Linked DNA regions of Homo sapiens: regions 1, 2 and 4 are each linked to region 3. Evidence: chromatin contacts called from ENCODE Hi-C or POLR2A ChIA-PET data. All regions are on one chromosome and are shown on one strand. Each heading gives the region's core, a stretch centred on a gene start or an enhancer-like site at or near the end of the contact. The rest is flanking DNA. Distances are from core to core; before and after follow the strand shown.

The links. A loop is a pair of places that touch in the nucleus more often than their neighbours do. ChIA-PET counts read pairs that join two places held with the same protein, here RNA polymerase II (POLR2A). Pooled maps may share reads with other maps.
Region 1: a pooled map shows a loop between it and region 3 (4-fold over the local background). The contact joins two enhancer-like sites. A Hi-C loop is called at or near these places in 17 of 37 single-sample maps with no recorded cell type and 4 of 50 pooled maps. POLR2A ChIA-PET finds 5 or more read pairs at or near these places in 1 of 52 experiments (activated CD4-positive, alpha-beta T cell).
Region 2: a loop to region 3 is called in a pooled map, with 2.3 times the contacts of the local background. The contact joins the promoter of MS4A7 here to the enhancer-like site in region 3. A Hi-C loop is called at or near these places in 3 of 168 maps with a recorded cell type or tissue (GM12878, HepG2 and mammary epithelial cell), 33 of 37 single-sample maps with no recorded cell type and 11 of 50 pooled maps. POLR2A ChIA-PET finds 5 or more read pairs at or near these places in 1 of 52 experiments (GM12878).
Region 4: a pooled map shows a loop between it and region 3 (2.4-fold over the local background). The contact joins the promoter of MS4A1 here to the enhancer-like site in region 3. A Hi-C loop is called at or near these places in 29 of 37 single-sample maps with no recorded cell type and 5 of 50 pooled maps. POLR2A ChIA-PET finds 5 or more read pairs at or near these places in 1 of 52 experiments (GM12878).

Annotation. Positions count from the first base shown.
Region 1 is chr11:61,059,909-61,062,608 of GRCh38, reverse strand. LINC02954 (long intergenic non-protein coding RNA 2954) reads right to left here. Exons shown (of 4, transcript NR_186234.1): 3 at 734-898. The region is part of intron 1 of LOC105369325 (a long non-coding RNA gene); the gene reads left to right. Among named protein-coding and RNA genes, the nearest start is that of LINC02954, 5.9 kb to the right of the region's middle. RefSeq lists enhancers at 599-838, 1,189-1,428, 494-1,693. Within about 2 kb of position 1,313, at least 7 of the 41 ENCODE cell types and tissues checked have a DNase peak (open chromatin) inside an H3K27ac peak, as active enhancers do.
Region 2 is chr11:60,377,199-60,379,898 of GRCh38, reverse strand. MS4A7 (membrane spanning 4-domains A7) reads right to left here and starts at 1,367. Exons shown (of 7, transcript NM_021201.5): 1 at 1,235-1,367. RefSeq lists enhancers at 1,366-1,415, 2,096-2,335.
Region 3 is chr11:60,774,276-60,776,975 of GRCh38, reverse strand. MS4A15 (membrane spanning 4-domains A15) reads right to left here. Exons shown (of 7, transcript NM_001098835.2): 7 at 243-1,371. The coding sequence ends at 1,261. Among named protein-coding and RNA genes, the nearest start is that of MS4A10, 9.7 kb to the left of the region's middle. RefSeq lists enhancers at 645-1,274, 1,275-1,904, 1,905-2,536 and a silencer at 1,419-1,538. Within about 2 kb of position 1,420, at least 2 of the 41 ENCODE cell types and tissues checked have a DNase peak (open chromatin) inside an H3K27ac peak, as active enhancers do.
Region 4 is chr11:60,454,513-60,457,212 of GRCh38, reverse strand. MS4A1 (membrane spanning 4-domains A1) reads right to left here and starts at 1,366. Exons shown (of 8, transcript NM_152866.3): 1 at 1,268-1,366.

The DNA.
Region 1 (2,700 bases), core at 64-2,563, 290 kb before region 3:
AATATGGCCTCCATGTTTCCAGATCCTGATTGTTCAACATAATTTTGGGAATCTGAGTTTTTATATGAAATAGCCTAATTTTCAAGCGTTGGTTTATATATATATCTTAAAACACTATATGGGCCATCAACAAAGCGTGTCTGTGGGCCACACACCCACATGTTGGGACCACTTTTGCCCTTTGCTGTGTGGCCCCAAGATGTTGGCAGCTCTCCATAAATGCCATGCCCTTTCCTCTCTGTGACTTTCTCCGTCCTGATCCCTACGCTGTCTTTGGCAGGTCAGCTTGTCCTCATATAGTGCTTGTAACAGCTATGTGACTTTGGGCCAGTTACTCACCATCCTGATGCCTCAGTTCCCTCCTCTATGAAGTGGGAATAAGGGTGACTGGGAAGAATACGTGAGTTAACAAATGCAAAGTGTTAGAAAACGCTGCACATATTGTTCATCAGTGTCATCATCGTCATCATCCTTATTATTGTCCTCCATCTAGTCTTGGCTGTCACCTCTGAGATGCCTGCCTAGACTCCTTGAAAGCAGGCTGTCCCCACCCCACCCCAATTCTGTAACACCCCAATCCCCACAGCCATCTCACTGCATTATCTGTTGGCTTCTCAGTACGCCCTGGACTGTGGGCACCTTGAGAGGAGGAATATCTTTCTGTCCATACACAACTTCGAACAAACACTTGGCCCAGAAGAGGCCTCCATAGAGGCTTACTAAGTGGATGCACCTTTCATGAATGGTGGTCTGGAAGCCTGATACCACTTGATATTTCCATCCAGATGTTATTGTTACCACCCAGGCCAAGAATGTGCTTCTTCTGGAGGCACAACAAGGTGGGGCTTGTCTGGCTGCACCACAGCATAATATCTATCCCTCCTCACAGCTCTGCTCTCTGATGGAAGCAAGGAAACAGGAAGTGAAATTGACAGGCACTGACCAACCTGGTTTCACATCAGGGGTGAATGAAAAGGACGAGCCCCCCTCCCTAGGGTGGGGCGGGAGGGAGGTGGGAGTGGGGGTGGGGATGGGACATGAGTCATGATGTGTCACTGAGATTTTTTTGGATGCATTTTTCAGTTTCAAAAGCATGAGGCGTTATTACTATGGGTTGAGAACCTGGAGTGCCAAATGACTGTGTCCCAAACAGGATGGCGCAATTGGTGTCTGGTAAAGTACCTGGGAGTTTTCTTTGTTCCAAGTGGGGTTTGTGGCTCAGCACAGGGGCCTTACAGTGATGTTATGGTCCCCATACAGTAGCGATCCGGAAGATCTGTGCCCTGACTAATTCTTCTGCCCTTGAGCTGGTGTTTAAAAGAAAAAAAAAAACCCTCTGTGGTCGCAACCAAGATGTAATGATAGACTTTGAGCCCCGAGAGTCTCACCCAGCCTACTCCGGCACGTTTTGGGATGCTGCGAAACTGAATTGAGGTGCCTGTCATCATAAGAGAACTGAACGAGTGGGGGTAAGAATTAAGATCAGCAAGAGCTGTGTTTCTCGCTGGTTGTACAAACAGGCACTTGCCGGAAGCTGCCTCAGTGGGAACAAGGTGGAGCTTCATGAGGGCCCTGTTGAGTCTTTGCTGGGAATGATGGAGGTTTTTTCCATTTTCTCATTTTCCATTACTCTAATATGGTTATAACCTGGGACTTTTTGTGTGTGGGGTCCTGGAAGGATGTTTGTGATATTCAGGAGTTCTGGTGGGAGTCGGGTAGGGTGTGGATAGGGTGAACCTGAAACTTGCCCCAAATTTGTGTTCCATTCATCAATACCAATTACCCACCACATCTTTTAGCATTTATTCAAGAAATGCATGTTGTGGCTGGAAGAATATGGGATTTGGAGTCCACTGTGCCTGGTCTTTCCTGGACAACTGGGTTGGACAAATTCCTCTACCTCTCTGAGCCCCGTTTCTTCATCTTCAATAATGCGTTTGTGATGTAGAGCTTTTGGGAAATAATTAAAGGGATGATGTGCAGACAGGTCCAGACAGACTGACCACAAGGCTGGAGAAGGTCAGTCTTAGGACCCTCCCAAGGCCATTTATCTTTTTTTTTTTTTTTTTTTTGAGATGGAGTCTAGCTCTGTCGCCCAGGCTGGAGTGCAGTGGTATGGTCTTGGCTCATTGCAACCTCCGCCTCCCGGGTTCAAGAGATTCTTGTGCCTCAGCCTCCTGAATAGCTGGAATTATAGGCGTCTACCACCATGTCTGGCTTATTTTTGTATTTTTAGTAGAGACAGGGTTTCACCATGTTGGCCAGGCTGGTCTAAAACTCCTGACCTCAAGTGATTCACCCGCCTTGGCCTCCCAAAGTGCTGGGATTACAGGCACCCTTTATCTAATTTTATTTGTGTATTATCATATTTTTTAAAGAGGGACCCCCAAATTGTATAGGCTTCAGGCTCAACAGAACCTGGACCCAGCCTTGATCTTGTATCTTGAATAATGAAGAACTGGCTCTGGGAGTAAGTGCTGGAATCCTGGCTTCATCTGTCGATAGGGTCCCGCTATTGGCATGCTGTATTTGTTCACCTCATATGCAGTTGCTACGAAGAGCATTTACTTATTACCCCAAATGGGAATCACACCCCTGGGACCAGCCACCCTGTGTAGATAATAACTATGGATAATCCTTGCTAGAAAATAAAAGGTCCAAGGTGATATATATATATATATATATATATATATATTATTT
Region 2 (2,700 bases), core at 118-2,617, 400 kb after region 3:
TGATGGTTGCACAATGGTGTGAATGTGCTTAATGCCACTGAACTGTACACCTAAAAATGGTTAAGGCTGGGTGCAGCGGCTCATGCCTGTAATCCTAGCACTTTGGGAGGCCGAGGCGGGCAGATCACCTGAGGTCAGGAATTCAAGACCAGCGTGGCCAACATGGTGAAACCCCGTCTCTACTAAAAAAATACAAAAATTAGCCAGGCATGATGGTGAGTGCCTGTAATCCCAGCTACTCAGGAGGCTGAGATGGGAGAATCGCTTGAACCTGGAAGACAGTGGTTGCAGTAAGCCGAGATCACGCACTCTAGCCTGGGTGACTGAGCAAAACTCTTTCTCAATTAAAAAACAAACAAACAAACAAACAAAAAACAACAAAAAAACACATGGTTAAAAGGCTACAATTATTTTAAGCATATTTTACTACAACCAAAAAGCCAAATGGTATATTTAAATAAATGGAGGTCTCTAGATTCATTTAATCAATCACATGTTCATGACTATTTAGGTGGTTTCTATTTTTTCTTTTTGCCACTATGAACAATGCAATAATGAACATCTTTGCACTTTTGTGATACCTCCTGCATTTAATTATCTCACAGTGATGTATGGAAGTGGAATTATTACATTTAAATCTATGACACTTGAATTTAGATACACGTTGCTACTTTTAGAAGGAATCCTATATAACCAAGATTCTTTATGTTTCACAAAAGTCTCCAGACTGATGCTATCATCTCCAAACACCACAGTCTGAGAGGATGCTTTGTCCTTCCACATTCGCCTTGAGGAGATAGACTGGAGGGACCCACAGCTTTCAAGACAGCTCTAAAATCCGTGCTTTGAAGATAAATCATGACATGGAGGTCAACAGCTCTGCCCAGCAATTTTCTGTATTACAGAATTAGAGTAGGACCATGGGGTTCTAATGCAAGATTCAGTCTAATTGCACAGTATTTGTTGAGAGTAGACTCTGTAAGACTGAGTGACACACCAGGAGAATGCAGAACATTGAGGAAAATCACCTCAATGAGGGAAACCTAAGAATGGTTTTACCCAATTTTCTTATTTGACAAGTGAGTAAACTGAGACCCAAAAAGGGGACTGAGCTGACGCTCCAACTCACACAGGTGGTCAGAATCAGAGACAGGATGATAATCCAATTCCCTGGCTGTCTTTTCAAAAGCACACAATCTTCCCCAAAAGTCATGATCTAAACCAAGGTGTCTACCTGTTCTCGCAGCCTGGTCCTGTGTGCTGTGGCTGGGGATCAGCTCACCTCTGGGGAGCGCTCAGCTGGAACCTCCCACTGGCTGTTCCTGCCAGAACGATCTTGGTGCTCTGCTCTCCAGCCTCTGAGACTTCCTGTCCCTTTCTTAGAGCAGTATTTATGATTACACAGGATGTGAATTTTGCTGTAGTTACAGACAGTTGATATATAAAAAGTGCCTCTGCTTCCTCTTTCTAAATTCTGAGGTCTGGCAAAATGACACAAGATAGAAGTGACACATGAGAAAAAGACCTTTGTGCAGACTAGTGATTTGTACGGTCCCAGTTAAAATTCATTTTCCCTACTCCTACATAGAATTATTTAAGTCATCTAGTTTTGCTTAGCCTGAGTTTTCTTGTCTATTAAATAAATGGTGGATGGATAATAATAATTCCACTCTGTGGGTGTTGGGAGAATTAAAGAAAAAAGATGCAAAGAGTTTACAAAAAGTAGACAATAAATATTGATAATAGTAATGTTAGTTTTGAATTTTGGAGAATCTATTCTCTCACTTTCCAGGCTCTTGGTAAGCTGAAAGCAACCTGTGGAAAATTCCGTGTCTCCTTGTTACTTCTTTTGGGTGTTTCCATTCTCCATCTTTGGCCTCATGCTCAGGGAAGTCCAGGCACATCTTGGGAAAGATGCCAGTGGATTGGCCTCAGAGGCAGAGTCATCAGGCTCCACACAAGCTCATATTTGGGGAAGTATTTGTTGTTGAGGGGACACTGTTGCCACTTTCACATCCCTTTTAAGGCTTCTTGTAGACTAGCCATTGTTCAGAAGGGTAGGGTTTAAGATGGCTCTGGGACATGCAGCAGCTGGCGGCACAACATGCTCCATATACAGTCTCCATTTCCTGAAGGGTGGCAAGGCTATCCCCTAAGAGAGGAGCAAACCTAAGCCTGGGAGATTTAAATAACTCATAAACTACTTGGAGGGTATTTTAGTCCAGTTCTTCTCCAAATGAGGTGATATTGCTGAAGGAATCTGCCCCCAGTCACATGTCTAGTCTGTGGAAGAGGCAGGAATCTAATTCACATCTCTTGGCACTGAGGTCTGGGCTTGCTTCATGGCAAGAGTCTGCCATTTGGTCAACATCTTTTTTTTTTTTTGAGATGGAGTTTTTTGCTCTTGTTGCTCAGGCTGGAGTGCAATGGTGCAGTCTCAGCTCACTGTAACCTCCACCTCCCAGGTTCAAGTGATTCTCCTGCCTCAGCCTCCCCAGTAGCTGGGACTATGGGTGCCCACCACCATGCCTGTCTAATTTTTGTATTTTTACTAGAGACAGGATTTCACCATGTTGGTCAGGCTGGTCTCGAACTCCTGATCTCAGGTGATCCACCTGCCTTGGCCTCCCAAAGCTGGGATTACAGGTGTGAGCCACTGTGCCCAGCTTAGTCAACATCTTCATATCCACAACAAGCACT
Region 3 (2,700 bases), core at 171-2,670:
GGGCATATAATTTAACACCTTTAAGCTTCAGTGTCCTTAGTTGTGGAGTGGGGATATGAAGGCATGTTTGTTTGAACCGAGATGGGGACAGAGTAAGTGTAAGGATTACACCACACAGAGCGAGGCACCCAGAGGTGCCCTTTTGTGACAGTGGGATAGTTACCCAGGTCCTCTGATAAACATGGGATGACCCTTGGAAGCCCCTGAGGTTAAAAAGAAAAAGTCATTGCAACAAGACCAGCTCAAAATTTAAGCCACATGGTTTATTTCCTTCTGTGGTGTGGATGAGACAAGCCATCTCATCTACCAGGCCTGGTGAACACCAGGCTGACAGTGTCTCCTTGTCCCCTGGAGACGAAGCCCAGGTCCTGTGGTAACCTTCTGTGGTAGCCTTGTCCTTGGGCTATGGGGGTGGGGAAGGGAGTGCTGAGAGGCACAGGGAGGTCCCAAACTGCCACTGCTGTGCCCCTGTCGATGCTGACTGTGGTGGTGCCTCAGGAGTGGGCTGGCGGCAGCTCTCCCCTGCAACCTCCCCTCCATTGGGAGATGGTAGGGGGTGGGGGGCGGGGCCAATGCTGACTTCATATTACAGACAAGGAAAATGAGGGTTTCCAGGAAGCAGGGGGACAATGCCTGGCCTAGACCCAGGACTTCAGGGAGCCTGGGGAGCTGGAAGGGCCTGATGAACCTTATCTGGTTCAACACTCTAGTTTCCAAATAGGAAACCTGAGTTCCATGGATGTGGCAACAGATGACAAAGGACAGAGCTGATCTTGGGGCCAGGAGACCTGCGGCCAGGCCACTACCCTGCTGTGAGGCCTTGGCCTGGTATCGGCACCTCTGTGGAATGCCAGAGTCAGACTCTTCCATTCTGGAGGATTCCGGGCTCTCTGACCTTCCCGAGGCCCGAGGGTCAGGGCAGGCCTCGAACCTGAGTCTCCAATGAGGCCAGGATTTCCCCAATGAGCAGAGAAATGCTTAGATGCACAAGGTGGGTGTCCTGGAAGGGTGACAGGGCTCAGGGAGCTGAAGGACACACACCCCTGACGTCAGCCCGGTGTCTTTTAGAAAGAAAGCACTGGGGAAAGTGTGGGAGAGATGTCCCTGGGGACACTTCACTCAGATGCCGGAGTATGTGTAGATGTGGTGAGGGAGGGCAGCTGGGATGGGGCTGGCCCCTGATGAACAAGGTGGGGGTGGGGAGAGGCTGGGCCCAGAGGGAAAAGGCTGGACTCCACCCGCAGGTGCCACATCTGCTACTCAGACGACTCCTTGGGCATATGCCACATTGTCATAGGCAGGGGGCGCAGAGGCTGCCGGGCTGGGGATGTTGAAGTCTGCGCTGAAGGCGTTTGGCAGGAAGATCACAGGCTGCAAAGAAAACAGCACTGAGCGTCCTGGAGGACGCTGGAGCTTCAGGGTAGTGGTTCAATAGTGCCCCCTTGTGGGTAATCTGAGAACAGCGCCCTGGTACTGAATTCCGCAAGTCTGAATCGCATGCTCAGGGCTCTCCGTGCAACCAATATTTCAAACAACATTTACTGGGGCCAGCTATGATCCAGGCATTGGGAGTACAGCAGTGAACAAAACAGACAAAAGTCCCATTTCTCCAGGCGCTAACGTTCTGCTGTTCTTTTTTTTCTTTTCTTTTTTTTTTTGAGACAGAGTTTTGCTCTTGTTGCCCAGGCTGGAGTGCAATGGCGTGATCTCGGCTCACTGCAACCTCCGCCTCTTGGGTTCAAGCTATTCTCCTGCCTCAGCCTCCCGAGTAGCTGGGATTATAGGCGCCTGCCACCATGCCCAGGTAATTTTTTGTATTTTTAGTAGAGACGGGGTTTCATCATGTTGGCCAGGCTGGTCTTGAACTCCTGACCTCAGATGATCTGCCCGCCTCGGCCTCCCAAAGTGCCGGGGTTACAGGCATGAGCCACCACGTCCGGCTCTGCTGTTCTTTCTCTCCCGACTGCCCTGGCCTGGTTCAGGACTTCGCTCTCTCTTGCCTGCACCGTGGCACCAGCCTCCTTGCAGCTTCCTGGCCTCGAGCCCCGCTTGTCCACCCTCTCCACCTTCCGGCACTGGACAAATCCTCTTGACTGATTTCCCTCAACCAGCTCACTCCCCTGCTCAGACCTTCAATCCCCTCACCCTCAATGCATCCCATCGTGCACCTGCCAAGGGCACCCCACCCTGTGGCCTGCATTTGCCTGCCCGAGGCAGCCTTTGCTCCAACTGGTTCCCCTGCCTTGAACACTCCCTCCAGCCCCTTTCTGTCATCACTGTCCTCCATTTTTTTTGGAAATCAAAGCTTAATTTCCATCTCTATCATGCTGCCCTCCCTGATGCCCCTGTCTCCCATGTGGCCTGGGAACTCCAAAAAGTCTCACTCCTCTGGGTGCAGCACTGCCCCCATGCCCTGAGCCTGGGCCTTCTATTCTGCAAGGCTGCCTGTGGGGCTGCACAGAGCAGTGGCCCTGTGGGTGCTGGTGCACCCAGTGCCACGGGGAGAGCAGTCCTGTCTTCACTGACCTGCGAAGACGTCTTTGGTTTTGTTTTGGTTTTAGAGACAGCCTTCCTCTGTCACCCAGGCTGAAGGGCAGTGGTGTGATCATAGCTCACTGCAGCCTCAACCTCCTGGGCTCAAGCGATCCTCCTGCCTCAGCCTCCCAACTAGCTAGGAGTACAGGCACGTACCATCACACA
Region 4 (2,700 bases), core at 117-2,616, 320 kb after region 3:
AAGTGTTCCTTCTCCCTCCCTCTTTACTTTCAATCAAACTCTGCATTAGATATGCACATCACCTGAGGGCGTTCCTGCTCTCCTTGCCTGATTGCAAGGAATTCTTCAGAGCTCCTAGCTCTTTGCTTTCCTTACTAGACATCAACTACTTTCTTCGGAGAATCCTGTATCCTACTAGACTTGCATAGGGAACCTGTTTTCTATGTACTATGAGCTCAGTTACATTAAGCTGAACATCAAACTCAGCTACTTCCTCAGGGAAGCTTAACAAGTGCTCACAATGGCCAGGTGCAGTGGCTCACACCTGTAATCCCAGCACTTTGGGAAGCCGAGGCAGGTGGATCCCCTGAGGTCGGGAGCTCGAGACCAGCCTGGCCAACATGGAGAAACCTTGTCTCCACTAAAAAATGAACAAACAAACAAAACACACACACAAAAATGCTCACAATGCTGGATTAAACATTTCTTTCCACCGGATTCTCAGTGAGATTAAGCCATTTTATGGGAAACAGGGAAAGGGAATCACTTATATACTGGATTCAGAAAACAGTAATGGCATGATTAAAATTAATCCTTGTTTTCCTTCATTAGAGCTCCCCCACATCTGCAGCGCCCCCTCTTACTCTTGGTTTCCCATGTGATAGATTTGAGGCAGGATTTCATGCTCAACTTGGTGTCCACAAATCCCCTCCAGAAAATGTTAGCCTGTAAAGCCACCTATACTTCTAGGTATATTTACATTTAATGTAGACAAAAGCATTTACAGGAAGACAAATGGAGTTTTTTTCATTATGCCTATGACTGATTATTTTCTCATTTGGTATTGGGAAGTCCTAAGGGATTCAGGATTTTAGTTCCAATTTTCCTAATGTAATGGGTACCATTGCCCCCATTTTATAGATGAGGAAGCTGAGGCTTTAGAGGTTTAGTAATTTGCCCAAGGTTATATTGTTTGTTAGTGGTAGAGCTCCAGTTTGAACCCAATGGTTTAGAAACCATGATTTAATATATATGCTGCAATCTACTACTTTTGTGGAATGATTCACAGTTGACTGCATAGGGTAATTGTTGAGAGGGAGACTGATTAGAGGAGTGAGTGGGCAGCAAGCCTTGATATCGTCACCCCTCCTTAAGTCATAGAACTATTAGGAAGTCTGACTAGGGAAACTCTAGAATTAAGATCAAGAACCTCCAGTCTTCAAAACCATTCTATACCTTATCCATCACCTCCTTTAAGTCATTTAAAGAAAGCAAATTGATTCCTTACCTGAGTCTCCAAGGCCTCAAATCTCAAGGGCTGATTTGGATGCTAGCTGCGGAGTTCAGTGGGTGCAGTTTGTTTCTCAAGCACACTGGGAGGGTGAGTGGTGTAGTCCAGGCCTGAAGATGAAATCGCTGATAGACATCAGGTGACAGGAAATCAGTAGCTTCTGCTACCTTGGGCTTCGCTCCAATTACTTTGGTTTAACACTTACCATAGCTGAAGGAGGTGCAAAAAAAGTTTCTGCCTTACCAGGTTTCACTTCTTGAAAAAGACCCCAGGGGACTGCCTGGCATGCTCATGCTACCTTAATTAGAAGAACTTCTGCAGCCCCCACCCTATAAGCAGGTGTGGATGGTAGGTCCCTGAGGACAAGAAAGATTCTAGAAGTTGGTCAAAGATGGGCCGTTAGCACTGACTTTTACCTTCTGGCTTCACTTTTAGGGCTGAGTAGGTGGGCAGGAGGCATCCATGCAGAGATTCAAGAATCACTGAGGCTGTACACTTGGCAGCACTATACTTAGGGGTCCCCAAATATTGTCCTCATTGGCTCACACTTAAGTTTCTTATGAACCATGTATATATCTTGTGTCAGATTTAGCAGAAATGGCCTAAAATTATACTTTAGTGCCATAGTACATGTACCCAGCCACTCAAAGCAAGAATTAGCCTCCATATTTGGAAATATAAATTGAAATAGCACTTTTACCTCTGAACCCACCTTTTTCTTCTGTCTGTCAAGTTCCCTTGTGTCCCCTCTCTTTTTAGTCTAGTCTGGAGCTGCAGGGTCATCAAGCACAGTACTAGATCAAGTAGGGAAATGGAAGAAGTTGGTAGTGTCAGGAGAGTCTAAATATTTGGGATGTGAATCAAAGTTTTGCCCAAAGATAATGTCCTCTCTCTCCCCCTACAATATTCAACTTTTATGTTCATATGTGGGATTTTTAATTACATTTTTATTTCCCTGTTCATTGCTTCATTTTATTAGAGACACAGAGCTATAGTTAGGTAATTATTTGTTTATTTAATCTAAAGGGATGAAATATGGCAGGCAGCTCTGTTGCCTAATTCGAGGTTCATTCCTGTCTCTCTCTTTCATCTCTTCTCTCTTTCTCTTTCTGCCTCTCTTTTTAAATTTAAGATAGTTTGGAACCATAGGGTTAGATCCACTGGGTAGAAGTAGTTCTGGGGAGGCTGATTGTGGTGTGATATTTAAAAAGATGCCACTCTAAAAAAAAAAATTGTTGGAGCCGTTCATTAGGGGAACTGGCTACCATTTCAATAGAGAATTTACTTCTTCAAGAATACTCAAGTAAAGTCATGCAGTCACCTCTCAGAGATGCTGTAGAGTGAAGGAGAGTGGGAACAGAAGATCCATCATCCATTTAACATTCTAATTGAGGGTCTATGCATATCTGCTGAAATGCTTGAGTGATTGG